Linked DNA regions of Mus musculus: region 2 is linked to region 1. Evidence: chromatin loops called from intact Hi-C (ENCODE). Cell type or tissue: heart. All regions are shown on one strand. Each heading gives the region's core, and the rest is flanking DNA. Links, peaks and the distances in the headings are about the cores only.

Region 1 (7,772 bases), core at 1,085-6,084:
AAAATCCCAGCAGTGAGATGGGGAAGTGGACACAAAGTCTAACTCCTAATGAAGAAGGCATTTGTGATTGAGGCATGCTCAGAAGGGGGAATTCTGTTTGTTATTATTATTATTATTACAATTGAGTGTCAGTGAGTTTATCAGTCAGGAGTAGTGGGCCAACTCAAAACGGACTCTGTTTTTGTCTGCATTTTTTGTTTCATTTTGTTGGCTTTGACTTTTTTTTTTTTTTGGTCTTAACATTTGCCTTTTTAGGTTTTGTTTGTTTGTTTTTTGAGACAGAGCATGAAGTTCGGTGGGTAGGAAGGTGAGAAGGCTCTGGGAGGAGCAGGATAGGGGAAGAGTATGTTCAGAATTTATTGTATTCATACCTTTTAAGTAAACAGTGAGTGAAAAAAACTGTGCTAGTCGTAGGGTTGGCACACTAAAAGAGGTATGCATTGGGCTAGAAAACTGTTTCCTTATTAGGCTCTGGTCTTTGACCTGTCTGGAGCTAGTCACAATAACACAGCAATACATTCTATAAGCAGTTTTATCTGGGAGAGAAAACTTTGGCTCCCACAACTCCTTTGATGCTCCTTCTCGGTCTGTACTAGAAAGACAAAGGAGGCTTTCAAGAGTTTCAGTGAAAAGTTAACCATAGTTCCCAGTACGGTGAATGCACGACGATACATTTGCTCTTTGAAAAGCATCTCAGTGGCTCTGGCTATTTTGGAATGGCAGGGCAAGCTGAACTTTTCATCAGGCTTTTCTTCCGCCCAGTAAACAGACAGTGGATCCGGAGCTCAGACTCTCCCAGCCCCCAAGTCTGGTCTCTTCTGCTTGTTGTTTATTGAATTGACTGCCACAGGGCTCCCAGCACTGCCCAGAACAAACGGACTCTAGGACCCAGCGGCTGCAGGCGGGCCAGATCGGTTGATGGCTTCCTGGGGGGGGGGGGGGGGGACTTTGCCCCCAGCGCGGGGGCGGGACGGCCGTGGCCCGGGCTGTCAGGGGCTACGGGTTCGCGGCCCGCCCGGAACAGTCTGTGACGAGCGGCCAGCGAGCAGTGTGGCGCGCGCCGGCGGCTGCGCACGGGGCGCGTGGGCGTGTCCCAGCGGGGCCACGCTACCTGCCCCACCCCCGCTGTTTCGGTTGCCCCCAGGCCGGGTGGCAGCGCGCGCCGGGGCCCGCGAGCCCTCAGCGGGCTGAGCTGCGCGCGAGCCGCTCGGGGCTGAGCATGCTGGGAGTCGTTCGGGAAACCGCCACCGTCGCCGCTACCGCCACCGCTACCGCCGTCGCTGCCACCGCCGCCGCCGCCGGCCGCGGTGCGAGTCCCTGAGGCACGGAGATGAAATTCCCGGCCTCGGTGATAGCGTCCGTGTTCCTGTTCGTGGCCGAGACGGCGGCGGCGCTCTACTTGAGCAGCACCTACCGCTCCGCAGGGGACCGCATGTGGCAGGTGCTGACGCTGCTCTTCTCCTTGATGCCCTGCGCCCTGGTGCAGTTCACGCTCCTCTTCGTCCACCGCGACCTCAGCCGCGATCGCCCACTGGCGCTGCTCATGCACCTGCTCCAGCTCGGGCCCCTGTACAGGTACGTGTCGAACCCACAACCGACCGTTAGGCCCCGGTCCCCTGGCTGTCCCCACCACTGCTGCCCCAGCTGAAGGAGGAGGGGACCTTGCCTGAAAAGGGACAGACAGGTGGCTTGAACCAGGGCTGACCCGCCCTGCCTTCCCAAGTCATTCCAATCTTGGGAATGAGACTGGATCCTAGCCAGTCAGTCGCTAAAACCGAGATGGCCCGGATTTCGGGAGCCATCGTAGACAGTTGTCACTCTTCACTTCGGTTTGGCCCAAGAGAGTAGCAGTTTTTGTCTTTATTTGGTCCCCTGAAAATATGTGGCTTTCTCTGTAGGACTGGCTTGGGAGGTCCTGGTACAAACGTTTGGAAGTTACTCTAAGGGCGTGTGCTGTTCAAGTCAGAGCCCTTGTGGGTCATTTAATTTAGTTTATCAAGTGTGTGGCACTTAACTGTTTATCAGGCACTATTCTACGAGCTTTGTGAAAATTGACTTAGTTCATCTACTCAAGGCTACAAGTCCATGTACTCTACTTTTCCCTTGGTGTGATGGGAGTTGTCTAGAGTGCAGACACACATACCAGAGATGTCTTCTGAGTGTGCCCAATTGTAAACATAGTCATGAAATGTGGTACACAAGGTGCCTTGAGGACAGGAACATGCTTTGTGTTAAGAGAAACCGCTAATGCCATTTCTGGAAAAGACATTATTTTTGTGGTTACCGCCGTTTGTGGTGCTGTGGATGGAAACCAGGTCCTGGTACAGAGTAGGTAAATGCTCCACTAGCAAGCTACAACTTAGCCCCAGAAATTAATCTTCATAAACACAAATCAAGAAGAAATGCACACTGATGAAACGGACTTGACCTTAATCTCAGAACGTGAAGGGAATTTAAATGTATTGTTTTCATATCTTTTATCTTACCATAGGAAAAGCAAAAGTTTATGTACAAATTAAAAAAAATTCACAATATTCAAACCTCACATGCCATTTTAAACACAACCTTTCTAGCTTACTGTACCGACTTGCAGTTCGACAGTTGTGGCAAACTTCATAAACCAGGTTTCCCATTCTTGAAGAGCCAGGAAATCCTAGAAAGGAGTGAGAAGAACTTGCTGTGGAGGACCTGACAGTCAGGGGCGAATCAGAAAAAATGGCTGAGGGCTACTTAACCCTTAAAGCCCTGCTCTTAATTAGCTGGTAGAGAATCCTCGTCCTTAACGGAGCCCCATGGTCCTGCTAGTGGTCCTGTTCAGTAAGTGAGATTTGACAAGGCCGTCATCATTTAATGCCATCTGTGGGGAGGGAACTCAAATTTGGGTGGGGCAACTGAGAATTCTCAAAAGTTCCTTGTGCTAAGTGGTTTGGTTCATACCTACATGCCTTAGCCGATTGACTCCTTGCCAGGAAGTAGGTATCTTTATTTGTAAGTTTATTATTTTGGTGGCGGAGGTTGGGTCTAGGGCCTTAGGCATACTAAGCCAGCGCTCCCTCGTTGATCCAGGCTTCCTCAGTTCCTGCCCCCATTTTGTACACAGGGCAAATGAGGATGTGGAACCTGTTCCCCAGACTTTCTTTCAAAATGCAATTAGGTCCATCATGTTCTCTGTGTGCAGTCAAAGAAAGGGGAGTGTGCAGTAGTGCATTTTATCAGCAGCTCCATCTTTATAGTTTTAAATGCTCAGTCATTTGTGGGCAACATTAAACAACCTAAAGTAAGAATCCTCTATCACCACTGTCATTTAGATGTGTCTCATAACTTTAAGAGTCACTCAAGCCAAAGTTAATAGAGTATTGCCTGTAAAAAACAGCAGAGCAACTGATGTTAAGGACAGTATTACCGAGTGGCACACGGTTGAGTGTCGCCTTTTCTCCTACACATCAATGTATACAATTTTCTCCTTTATTATAATCTGGTATCCTTCAGCTACCACAGTAGTTTTCTTAGAAAAACTTCGTTAAGGAAAGAAGTCTCCCATTCTAATATAGTTGATTCATATCAAGAAGGTACTGGACTTCGTTAAGTCTTTGAACTTAACACATACAAAATGCAGTTCCAAGATCCTTAGCTTCCAAATGAAAGGGAAAACAAAGTGGTCTTTTTGGTTAAGAGGACTCAAAAAGAACCTTAATGGGATTTCTCCCCACTGCTGGTTCTAATTTGAACTCCTAAATCATCAGCTTTTCAGAAAGATCAAATTATCCCCCAGAATGAGAGGTTCACATTGCTTCTCACTTCTATCCCTTAGCAGTGGCTTTTCGTAATGTTTTACGGTTGTTTGGGGTGGGGGTGGGGACAGTTTACTTCTATTCAAGTTTGCCAAACTACCACTTTTAGGGAGATGCTGTTTTTGAGTTCATGCAATATGATGATGAACCAAATTAAGTGGCACACAACCGTTTACTGAGTGTAACGGTTGCCTAACCATGCTTGAAGCCCTGTGTTAGATCCCCAGTATTGAGAAATGGAGGTGTCCAATACCTTCTACAGATGATCGTGGGCTAAACCTGTTAACTCAGTTCTGTGTCTTCTTTCCTTCAGGGTGACATGCCTAGAACTCCTTATTTCCTTTATTTACTGTAATTTTAGTCTTTAAACGCATAGCTATAGTTTCTGTGGTTCTTTCTACAGAAGCCTGGGTTCAAAAATGAACTTTGCATAAGTACCTTGAATTACCTTTGTTTCTAATTTGAAGGAAAAATCTTACTATAAGTTATGCTAGATATTCTGGAAAAACAGAAGGGAGATTTTTTTTTTTTTACCCTCAGTTTCCTATTATTGTCCCAGTTATGTTAACTTTCCATAAATTAATTGAGAGCAATAAGTATCAATGAATGACAACTTCAAGAAATCTCCTCCTCGTTTATATTACTAGCACAATTTAGCAAACAAAATGAGAGGTTAAAAAAACTAGGTTTATAATAAGTAGGTTAAAACAGTCTAAAATTGTTATGAAATATTGCAAAGTAATGCACAGTAGCATTTCTCTATAGGGAACTTCAAAAATAATTTAAAATAATAACAGTTCACATTTGTAAAGCAAAATACACATATTTTTTTAATTCCATCTACAGTAAAACCCTGTGAGCTAAGTGATAAGATCTTATTTCTGTAGTCCAGGAGTTTAAGCAATTGGCTTGTCAAAGTTTTCATAATATTGTCTATTTAACCAGCATACTTCTCTAGTGCAGCTTCTTAGAGCATGTGTCTCACATGGACATAGGGTGGCTGATTGGAAATCATAGTATGTCTTTGGCAAAAGTTTTTTCATTAGGGTCCTTGGTACCTCACATTATTTGTGCTGTCATCAATATGCCTGGTTTTGGCTAGGGAACAAACTGCTGTTGTAGTTGACAATTGAGTTATAGTATTCTTGAAAAATGAACCAAGTGGAAAACAAATTGGCTCAGGTTACTAATTCTCAGCAAGGATGGATCATCATGAGGTCTACAGACTAAGTTCCACTGACCAAATCATACCACCATCTGTTTCTTTAAATAAAGCTTTATTGGAACACAACTATAGTCATCCTTTATAGACTGTTTTAGCAATGCAGAGGCCGAGTTGAGCAGAGGACTGTAGAGCCTTACTTACCTGTATAGACATTACACACAAGCTTCCTGAACCATGGAGTACATGATACTGATTTTTATGAAAGATGCTTGTCCTCTAGCACTGAGCTAGGTACCTTGGGTGATTTTAGTCAAGTAGCTCATGCAGAGAATCAGCAATGAAAACAAACTCTGAACAAAATTGGAATAGTTGGATAAGTCTTGGCAGAATTTCAAGAGAAGCGTAGTAGTTTGTCTCTTATTTTTAAGTAGTAGTAGGAGGAGGTCTTGGGATGGTTCACAAATTTATAAGATATGAAGTATGAAGCTTTGTTAAGATACTCCAGGAGTGGTGGCGCATACCTTTAATCTCAGCACTCAGAAGACAGAGGCAGGCAGATCTCTCTGAGTTTAAAGCCAGCCTGGTTTACGTACTGAGATCTGCGCCAGCCAGGGCCTACATAGGGAGACCCTGTCTCAAAGGGGGAAAAGGAGACAAATGTATCTCTTTTCTTTTAAAAGATTTATTATTTATTATATGTAAGTACACTGTAGCTGTCTTCAGACACTCCAGAAGAGGGAGTCAGATCTCGTTACGGATGGTTGTGAGCCACCATGTGGTTGCTGGGATTTGAACTCCAGACCTTCGGAAGAGCAGTCGGGTGCTCTTACCTGCTGAGCCATCTCACCAGACAAATGTATCTCTTAAGAAAAGCAGTGGATTGTGAGAAACTCCACCTTCAGGGCTACCTGTGCCATTAGATTTGTTTTCCTGGAAAGTTTTTTTTCATTTGGATGGTTGATCTCAGAACTTTGATTCAAAAATTCTATAAATGATCAATTTTGCATAGTTTACTTAAGCATCAATAGAATTACATTATTCTTTTTTATAAATGATTTTTATTAGATATTTCTTCATTTACATTTCAAATGCTATCCCCAAAGCCCCCTAACCCCTCCCCCTGCCCTGCTCCCCAACCCACCCACTCCCACTTCCTGGCCCTAGCATTCCCCTGTACTGGGGCATAGAATCTTCACAAGAAAAAGGGTCTCTCTTCCCATTGATGGCCGACTAGGCCATCTTCTGCTACATATGCAACTAGAGACAAGAGCTCTGGGGGTACTGGTTAGTTCATATCGTTGTTCCTTCTATAGGGTTGCAGACCCCTTTAGCTCCTTGGGTACTATCTCTAGCTCCTCCATTAGGGGCCCTGTGTTCCATTCGATAGATGACTATGAGAATCCATTCTGTGTTTGCCAGGCCCTGGCATAGCCTCACAAGAGACAGCTATGTCAGGGTCCTGTCAGCAAAATCTTTCTGGCATATGCAATAGTGTCTGGGTTTGGTGGTTGATTATGGGATGGATCCCCAGGTGGGGCAGTCTCTGGATGGTCCTTCCTTCTGTCCCAGCTCTGAACTTTGTCTCTGTAACTCCTTCCATGGGTATTTTGTTCCCCATTCTAAGAAGGAACAAACTATCCACAGTTTAGTCTACCTTCTTCTTGAGTTTCATGTGTTTTGCAAATTGTATCTTGCATATTCTAAGTTTCTAGGCTAATATCTGCTTATCAGTGAGTGCATATCATGTGTGTTCTTTTGTGACTGGGTTACCTCACTCAGGATGATATCCTCCAGATCCATCCATTTGCCTAAGAATTTCATGAATTCATTGTTTTTAATAGCTGAGTAGTACTCCATTGTGTAAATGTAACACATTTTCTGTATCCATTTCTCTGTTGAGGGACACCTACAAACCCTTATTTCCTTCGTTCATTTAATTCAGCAGCTTTTAGCGTGCTCTACCATTTTCGTTGTTTGTTTTTGGTCTTTAAAAGTTCTAAAAAATTTGACTGTTATATCGCAAGTAAAGAACAGTTGTTATAATAACAGAGATGCAGAAAATATTTGCACAGTGGAGAAAATAAAACTTTAACTTGACTGCCTAAAGAGAATACTTTTTAATGATTTTGTTGTATATGTATATATAACTATATAACTACATATATATAACTATATATATATATGATATATATATAACTATATAGAAAACTATACATACTATATATAGCTATATGTATAGTTATGACATATAGTTATGAATATAAACTGTCAGGGAAAATGAACTTGGGTTCTAAGGGTTTGCTGATTTCCAAACTATACTTATTCCCATCAAGTCTAACCAAGATACTAGTTGTTTAATATCTTGGTTATACAATTTTTATTTAACAACTGGTACTTTTGAGTCAATGTAATTCAGTTCTGTCAATCTACTGTATGTACATATGTATTTATGCATAGATTGTATATATTTATATGTGTAAAATTTTCTCTTATAACTTGCTTCCCTTATCAAATATGATAAACTAGCTTAGAAAATATGATATTTTATTTTAATTTAGTTAATGTGTTGAGGATTGAGCCTAGGGCCTAATACATGTTAAGCAGACGGTGTTATTAAGCCCAGTATTTTAATTTTTAAAATTTTGATCGATTGACTGTGGGTTTGTGTGCATGTACATGTCTTGGTGTTTGTGTGGAGGTCAGAGGACAACTTGGCAGAGTCAGTACTCTCTTTTCAGCATGTGAGGGAGACCCAGATATTAAACTCAAGTGCTCAGGTTTAGCAGCAAGCACCTTTACCCACCAAGACATTTCAC
Region 2 (7,772 bases), core at 1,364-6,363, 54 kb before region 1:
TCTGCACTGAATGCAGCTTCTTTAACCAAGTGCAGTTCTGGTTTTCTCTGAAGTCTTCTCTGCATCCAGCCCCATGAAAGCCTTTCTACTTGGGGGTAGCACGAGTATTGTGGTTTTATTTTATTTTTCGAACTCAGTAGGAAATTATTGTCTTGATGTTTCATCATGGCTCAGTGCTTCAAAAACACTTTCATTGCCCCCAAACAGTCCTAGAATAGGTGCAAATCAGGGTATTAAGCCTTCATTCTCTCTCCAGTAGATGATGAGTCTTGAAGATAGTCAACATTATCTTTTCCATGTCCTCAAAGTTATGTAAATAACCTCACTTCCTCTACTAACTGAAAAAAAAAAACCAACTATCATTAGTTTGCAGGTCAATCTCTGACTACTGAGTAAACAAATTGATAGCCTGAAAATCCAACATCCTACAGTCTTATCATAGATCATCGTTTGAAAAAGATTACACGTTTAAAAGCATTAATTTCTTTTAGCACACTATTTGGCTAGTTCAGTCATTTGTTTATTATACTTAGTTTTTCTTTTTCTTTTTCTTTTTCTTTTTCCTTTCTTTCTTTCTTTCTTTCTTTCTTTCTTTCTTTCTTTCTTTCTTTCTTTCTTCTTTTTTTTTTTTTTTTTGTTTTTTGTTTTTTGTTACAGCCACTCACCATATATCCCTGGCTGGTCTAGAACTTGCTATGTAGAACAAACTGGCCTAAAACTCACAGAGATCCACCAGCCTCCAGCCCCCTAGTGCTAGACTTAAAGTTGTATGCCCCCATGCTCAATCTATTGTTTACTTTTTAGTAACTAGATTTTCTTTTTGAAAGCATTTCACACACTTGGTAAGACAAAACAAAAATAAGCAAAACATAAAACAAACAAAATAACAAATGTGTTGAAGGTTATAAAATGGGTCTTCCTCTCACTTTAGACTCTCAGTCTCCAGGTTTCATCCCTATATCTCTAAAGGTAACTTAATTTTACCTACTTCTTCTGAATCTAACCAGTATCCTTCTAAAAGTATCCATTAACAGGCACACAATGCACATTGTATGTGCTGTGTTTATTTAGTTGACGCATTGTGTTAGGAAAATTCCCATGTCTACACATATAGTTTTACTGTAATCCTTTCTTAGCTACCCAGTACTTCATTGTACAACAATGCACTATGCTTTGTTTAATGAGCGCTGATCTGTGTATGTTTGTCCCCTAGCATACAGCACTGCAGAACCTAACACATACTTATTTGGATAACAGCAAAAAAAAAGTCATTGGAATTATTAAGGTCGTTTTTTTATCAGTGTTGCCAAATTCATTGAAATTAATTTGGCAGTGAATATTGGCCTTCTCCCTCAAGAGAATATGAAAGTTCCTGTTCCCCACCAGTGGCCCATGCTGTCAGTTTCTCTCATAATTTATGCTACTCTGCTAGATTGAAAATGGTATCTCATTTTAATTTGCATATTTCTAATTACGAAGATAAGCTTTGCACATGTCTTAAGCCTTTTGCACATCATTATATGTGAGATTGTACGTTCATTTTCTACTTATTCCATAGAATTTTTGTTCTTTCTCTTGTTTATAAAATTTAACTATTAATATGATCTGTTATATAGGTCCCAATACAAATGAAGTCATTCACCTGGCTTTTTTTTTCCCAATACATTTACGATTATTCTTTTTTCTGGCTTAAAAAAATTACATCTGGAAATTGTTTTATTTTTACTAAATTACCGTAAAAACAATCCCATTGAACCTCCTTTAACTTTGAAAAGAATGATGGTCAATGTTACTTTAGTACGTAGTGTCTGATACAGTTATCTAGTATCAACTGTGTCCCAGTGTTCTGAGCATCACCTTTCTGGCATTCTTGTTATTGTTTTTGCTGGTTTCCTTTTAGAATGGTATCTTGGCCTGCCTCTGGGGGAAATACGCAATCCCACTGCACTTGCCTTCAGCAGCAGGCGGCCAGCAGTGATGGAGGACCCGCACCTCCATCAGGTATCCAGGGAGGCAGACATCACCCTAACTCTTCACTACTTCCTCCCCAGCACACTTAAGAGCATTGGGGAACTCCCAGGCAGGGTGTGGATCAGTTCCTGTTCACCACCTCTCTGTGAAACCCTTTCCTGTGTGAGACTTGGCCTTCTTTCAGCTGCCTATATATGGAGAAAAATCTACATCATTATACACAAGGAAGATTGAAGGTATTGGAAAGAAAGCAATGGTTTGAAATTGGAGAACTCTTTTGTATGGTAGCTACCTCACTATACTGCTGAGTGGTATTAACCTATACTATTTGTTTGGACTGTGAAACTGATCATCAGATGGGAGAACTAAAGACTAGCAGGATTAATTCTTTTTAAACATTGGACAAACACCCCCAAGACTTAGTGACTTATAAGCTTTTTTCCTACCTCATTGGGAAACTGTATGGATTTACGTTAGTTCCACGTGTTTCTTGGTTTCCCTTACATCTTCATTACCTGTATTATGTTCTCATGGCAAATACAGAAACTCCTCAGGACAAACGAAACTACATACCATAGTGAACTCACTGAGGCCAGTTTGAAGGGACTTCCGAGTTGCTTCTGAATACTCATGATAAAACATGGCATCAACACAGGTTCATGCACCCCAGAACCTGACAACACTAGCCAAGCAGGTACTATTAGACACTCCGCAGCAGCCTAACTCCATTCCCTTTAATGGTGATGGATCTTGCCATCTCCAGTAGAAGTTTACAATACCAAGTTCATTTCTAGCCTCCCTTCTTGCCACCATAGGTAGTCATATCACACAGTTCTGGTGAGTAAAGCAGTAAGTATACTTCTGCTGGGTGTTCCTGGGAATGTCCCTGTTTCGTTTGAACAACACAATTTCTTAGTCCTTCACAATTCTGATCTACATATCGGAGCTGTTCACAAAGCTGTTGTGTTAGTCAAATTTCACTTCATAAAAATTAGTGGTTTATAGTTAAGATTTTTTTATCAGTAGGTTTATGGATCATCTAGTATATAGCTCTACTTCAGGCACGGGGCTGTGAGTAGTTTCAGCTGAAGCCCGTGTGTTTCATAGACCAGAAGCTATACAAGGTTTTTCAAATTTTGGTCATGTCACTAACATACCTTTGATTAGAGCAATTCAAATGATCAAGACCACCGGTAGCAGACAGACAGGCTGTAGCTACAGTGGGACACTCTGATATTATGACAAAGATGAGAACATGCAGTTCTATCTAACTAGAGTGAAGATGAACAAACCCCCAAAATAATATCATGATGGAGCCAGTGTTGGTTTTTAGAGACCTTAGACAAAAAATAGTGCTTCACTTCCCTCTAAAGCATGGTTGCTTACTAGGTAAGTTTTTTTTTTTTCCTAGAAGACTGGAATGTGATTTAATGCTGACATTTCTTGAGGTTGTTGAGTGCATGAAAATAACCCAGACAATAGCTCCCTGACAAAAGAGATTGTTCACTAAGCAAGTAGCGATTATCTGAAGCCATGAAGTTTTTATACACCAATCAATAATCTATTATCATTTTCCTGTGTTTTGTTTTGTTCTGTTCTGTTCTGTTCTGTTCTGTTCTGTTCTGTTCTGTTCTGTTCTGTTCTGTTCGTCTTTGACAAACGACCCTTGCTTTTCTGATCCCGTCCCAGGAGCACTGCATTTTAGGCTTGACTTGGCTGTTTCAGAGGCGCCCTCTGCTGGAGTGAAACAGTATTTTGTTCCCAGGAGGTAAAGATACCTTCCCTTAAGCGCCTAGCCTGGCAGAGACTTGAAGTGCCATGCTGTGTGTGGGGTACCCAGTGGGTACAGAAGATAGGAGAGGGGAAATGGGGAAAGGAATTTGGGAGGGGTGACCGGGATGGGGGCAGTGAGTGGGATGTAAATTGAACAAGTAAAAACATCTAAATTAAATTAAAAAAAAAGATACCCTCACTTTAGTTGAAAAGAAACAGTAATAAACAATTTGTTCCATCTCTAGGCAACCTTTTCATACAATGTTTCTGGTAGCATGGCCTGAACTTACCTGTCACAGTGGTATATACAAATTGGTACTGATTATTTTTTCAAAATAGAGCCTTACAAAAGAACCTGCTTTTTAAAGAATTTTTAAAAGAAATGTGAATTGTTAATAATAAGCAGATCCCTATTTCCTGTGAGTAATGAATGCCCTTTTTACTTCAGTTCTAACAGCCGCGGTTTTAGAACATCTGGGAGTATTATGGGCAACCCGTGACAGGCCTATTTAGAGGTGCTTGCTAAGAGGAAATTATCCTGAGTCACCAGGTTTGTTATGTTTTGTAGGTATACTATAATTTTCCATAGAGAGAAAGTGAGCACATATGCAAAGCCGATCTTTTCCCTCCCAGGAGAAGCTACTTCTCTGGGAAGACACACACATTCTTAAGGCTATCAAAAGGATATGTTTTAGAATTTTTTTAAAAAATAAAGTCACTTTTCATTGGCTAACTTTATGGTACTTCATTTCTGCTTTGGCAACATGCCATATATGTCTTGTTCTCTTTTCTTACTTCTGTACTCTGTTGGGGATATATATATGTGTGTGTGTGTGTGTGTGTGTGTGTGTGTGTGTGTGTGTGTGTGTGTATTGCATTTAAAGGACTTGGTAGGGCATTCAGTGAGTTCTGAATTAGCTGATTCAAAGAAGCTTCTATACAGTAATATAGAGAGTGATTTCATAGCTATATTTGACTCTTGTGTTATGCAGATATTTATAAGATTGGACTTCCACTAATATCCCAGTTACAGATTTGGAAGTCAAAGAATTGTCAGAAGAAGCCCCACTGGCAACCTCTATGGACTTGTAAGAGACATACAATCTTGTGCTACACACTGCTTCTGCTGGTGTGGATGCTGAACTTTATCTAGACTGCTAGTGAACTGGTATACTCTGTGATGTCCACAAGCCTGATTTGGAGGAAGGCGGAAATGTGGTAATGCCAACAGTGAGGCCTATGAGATAGTGCTGGCTTACCAGACTCCACTGTAGTCAGGAACACCTTACTTTGCATTCCACTAAAGCCTATGACTAACACCCACAGGCTCAGAGCCAGTTTGCCCATTAGCTTGATAACACTGGGAATTTATAACACACTGGGAATTGTGCCCACAACCCATGTCCTGAAATCAGAGGTTATGATCATTTTTTTAAATGATGTACACAGTGACTTTGGCTTTATGGACTCTGACTTCCTATCTGTCTACCCCTCTGTTGACTTGACTGATATTTCTGACTTCCATAGTACATTGAACTTATTGGCTGCTCACCTTTGGTTCAGAGTCTGACATTCTGAACTTTCTCAGTTGGGAAGTAGCCAGGCTTAAGCAATGACACACCTTACTGTTGAACCAGTGTTAAAAAAAAGAGTCTGACTCATTAGCAATGGAATTGTAGAGTCGGCACGATTTTTAAACTCTTGGGCAATAGAAAGTCACCACATAGTAACTTACTTGTAAAAGCAGAAGAACCAATATATGAGTTAAATACTGTATTTTTCTCAGTGTTATGTTCTATAAGGGCAGCACATCACTTCTGGGGGTCTTCCTCCCTCATATGTACTAGCTGAATTTCATAATGAGAATCATTCAAATTAATAGCTTATTAAATAAATTGCTCATACTCTCATTTTTAAAAAATAAAATCAAGAGGGAAAAAAAGAAAAGGGCTTAAGATTTCTTCCAAATTAATGAAGTATAAGGGGTTATGACAATTAAATGTCCCTTTTAAAGTAAATGGCAATGTGCTATAAATTCTGGATTAACTCCTGTATTAGAAAATGAAATAGCCCAGTGGAAAGAAGACAGCATTTTCAACAAAGGGTGCTGGCACAACTGGCAGTTATCATGTAGAAGAATGCGAATTGATCCATTCCTATCTCCTTGTACTAAGCTCAAGTCTAAGTGGATCAAGGAGCTCCACATAAAACCAGAGACACTGAAACTTATGGAGGAGAAAGTGGGGAAGAGCCTCGAAGATATGGACACAGGGGAAAAATTCCTGAACAGAACACCAAAGGCTTGTTCTGTAACATGGAGAATCGACAAATGGGACCTCATAAAATTGCAAAGCTTCTATAAAGCAAAGGACACTGTCAATAAGACAAAACAGCAATCAACAGATTGGGAAAGGATCCTTACTAATCCTGAATCCTATAGGGGGCTAATATCCAATATATATATATAAAGAGCTCAAGAAGCTGGACTCCAGAAAGCCAAATAACCCTATTAAAAATGGGGTACAGAGCTAAACAAAGAATTCTCAACTGAGGAATACTGAATGGCTGAGTAGCACCTGAAAAAATGTTCAACATCCTTAGTCATCAGGGAAATGCAAATCAAAACAACCCTGAGATTCCACCTCACACCAGTCAGAATGGCTAGGATCAAAAAATCAGGTGACAGCAGATGCTGGCAAGGATGTGGAGAAAGAGGAACACTCCTCCATTGTTGGTGGGATTGCAAGCTGGTACAACCACTCTGGAAATCAGTGTGGCGGTTCCTCAAAAAATTGGACATAGTACTACTGGAAGATCCAGCAATACCTCTCCTGGGCATATGCCCAGAAGATGCTCCAACATGTAATAAGGACACATGCTACATTATGTTGATAGCAGCCTTGTTTATAATAGCCAGAAGCTGGAAAGAACCCATATGTCCCTCAACAGAGGAATGGATACAGAAAATGTGGTACATTTACACAATGGAGTACTACTCAGCTATTAAAAACAATGAATTCATGAAATTCTTGGGCAAATGGGTGTATCTGGAGGATATCATCCTAAGTGAGGTAACCTAATCACAAAAGAACACACATGATATGCACTCACTGATAAGTGGTTATTAGCCCACAAACTTAGAATACCCAAGATACAATTTGCAAATCACATGAAACTCAAGAAGAATGAAGACCAAAGTGTGGACACTTTGATCCTTCTTAGAAGGGGGGAACAAAATACCCATGGAAGGAGTTACAGAGACAAAGTGTGGAGCAGAGATCGAAGGCATGACCATCCAGAAACTGCCCCACAGTTGTGGGGTTAGTTTTTTTAAAAACCCTATTTTAATATGGGTTCTTAAACGTTTTGACACCCTTCTAGCCCACTGTCCAAAGGAAGGGGAGAAAAGATGGTAAATAGGACCTGTATGTGGACCTGTTTAGAAGGAGTTCTTTGAGGGTGATTCTAATCTCCGTTTGTCAGAATACTAACAGTCTAGTTTAGTAATTCTAGGGTACCAAACACAAATAAACAGCAGCGGCACGATCCAGCAGAAACATCCAGGCCTCCACCTAATCAGTCTGAGTCAGTGGGAGCAACCAAAACCAGCTGGGACACCAGGAGTTCTTTGTCATATCCCTCTGAATGAAGAAAAGATCAGTGAAGACTCATAAACAACCACCAAACCAAGACACTATTGCAGATACCAAGAGCTTGCTGACAGGAGCCTGATATAGCTGTCTTCTGAGAGGCTTTACCAGTGCCTGACTAATACAGAAGGGATGCTCACAGTCATCCATTACACAGAGCACAGGGTCCCCAGTGAAGGAGCTAAAGAAAGGACCCAAGGAGCTGAAGGAGTTTGCAGCCCCATAGGAGGAACAACAATATGAACTAACTAGTACCCTCCAGAACTCCCAGGGACTAAACCACCAATCAAAGAAAACACATGGTGGGACATGTGGCTCTGCTGCATATGTAGCTGAGGATGGCTTAGTAGGTCATCAATGGGAGGAGAGGCCCTTGGT

Evidence for each region. Hi-C counts contacts between places; a loop is a spot of excess contacts. Peaks named below come from ENCODE experiments on the same cell type or tissue, not always from the same donor. Only the 100,000 strongest peaks of a DNase experiment are listed, where the experiment ranks them.
Region 2: a loop joins it to region 1, with 6 times the contacts of the local background. A loop is called at or near these places in 2 of 42 quality-filtered maps.

Annotation. Positions count from the first base shown.
Region 1 is chrX:9,271,660-9,279,431 of GRCm38, forward strand. Xk (X-linked Kx blood group) reads left to right here and starts at 1,125. Exons shown (of 3, transcript NM_023500.2): 1 at 1,125-1,575. The coding sequence starts at 1,331. In heart, for the core only: no CTCF peak of the experiment used is centred there; no DNase peak of the experiment used is centred there; H3K4me3 peaks cover 1,189 bases; H3K27ac peaks cover 813 bases; H3K27me3 peaks cover 767 bases.
Region 2 is chrX:9,217,691-9,225,462 of GRCm38, forward strand. The region is part of intron 1 of Lancl3 (LanC lantibiotic synthetase component C-like 3 (bacterial)); the gene reads left to right. Among named protein-coding and RNA genes, the nearest start is that of Lancl3, 22 kb to the left of the region's middle. In heart, for the core only: a CTCF peak has its summit at 3,712 (motif pointing left); no DNase peak of the experiment used is centred there.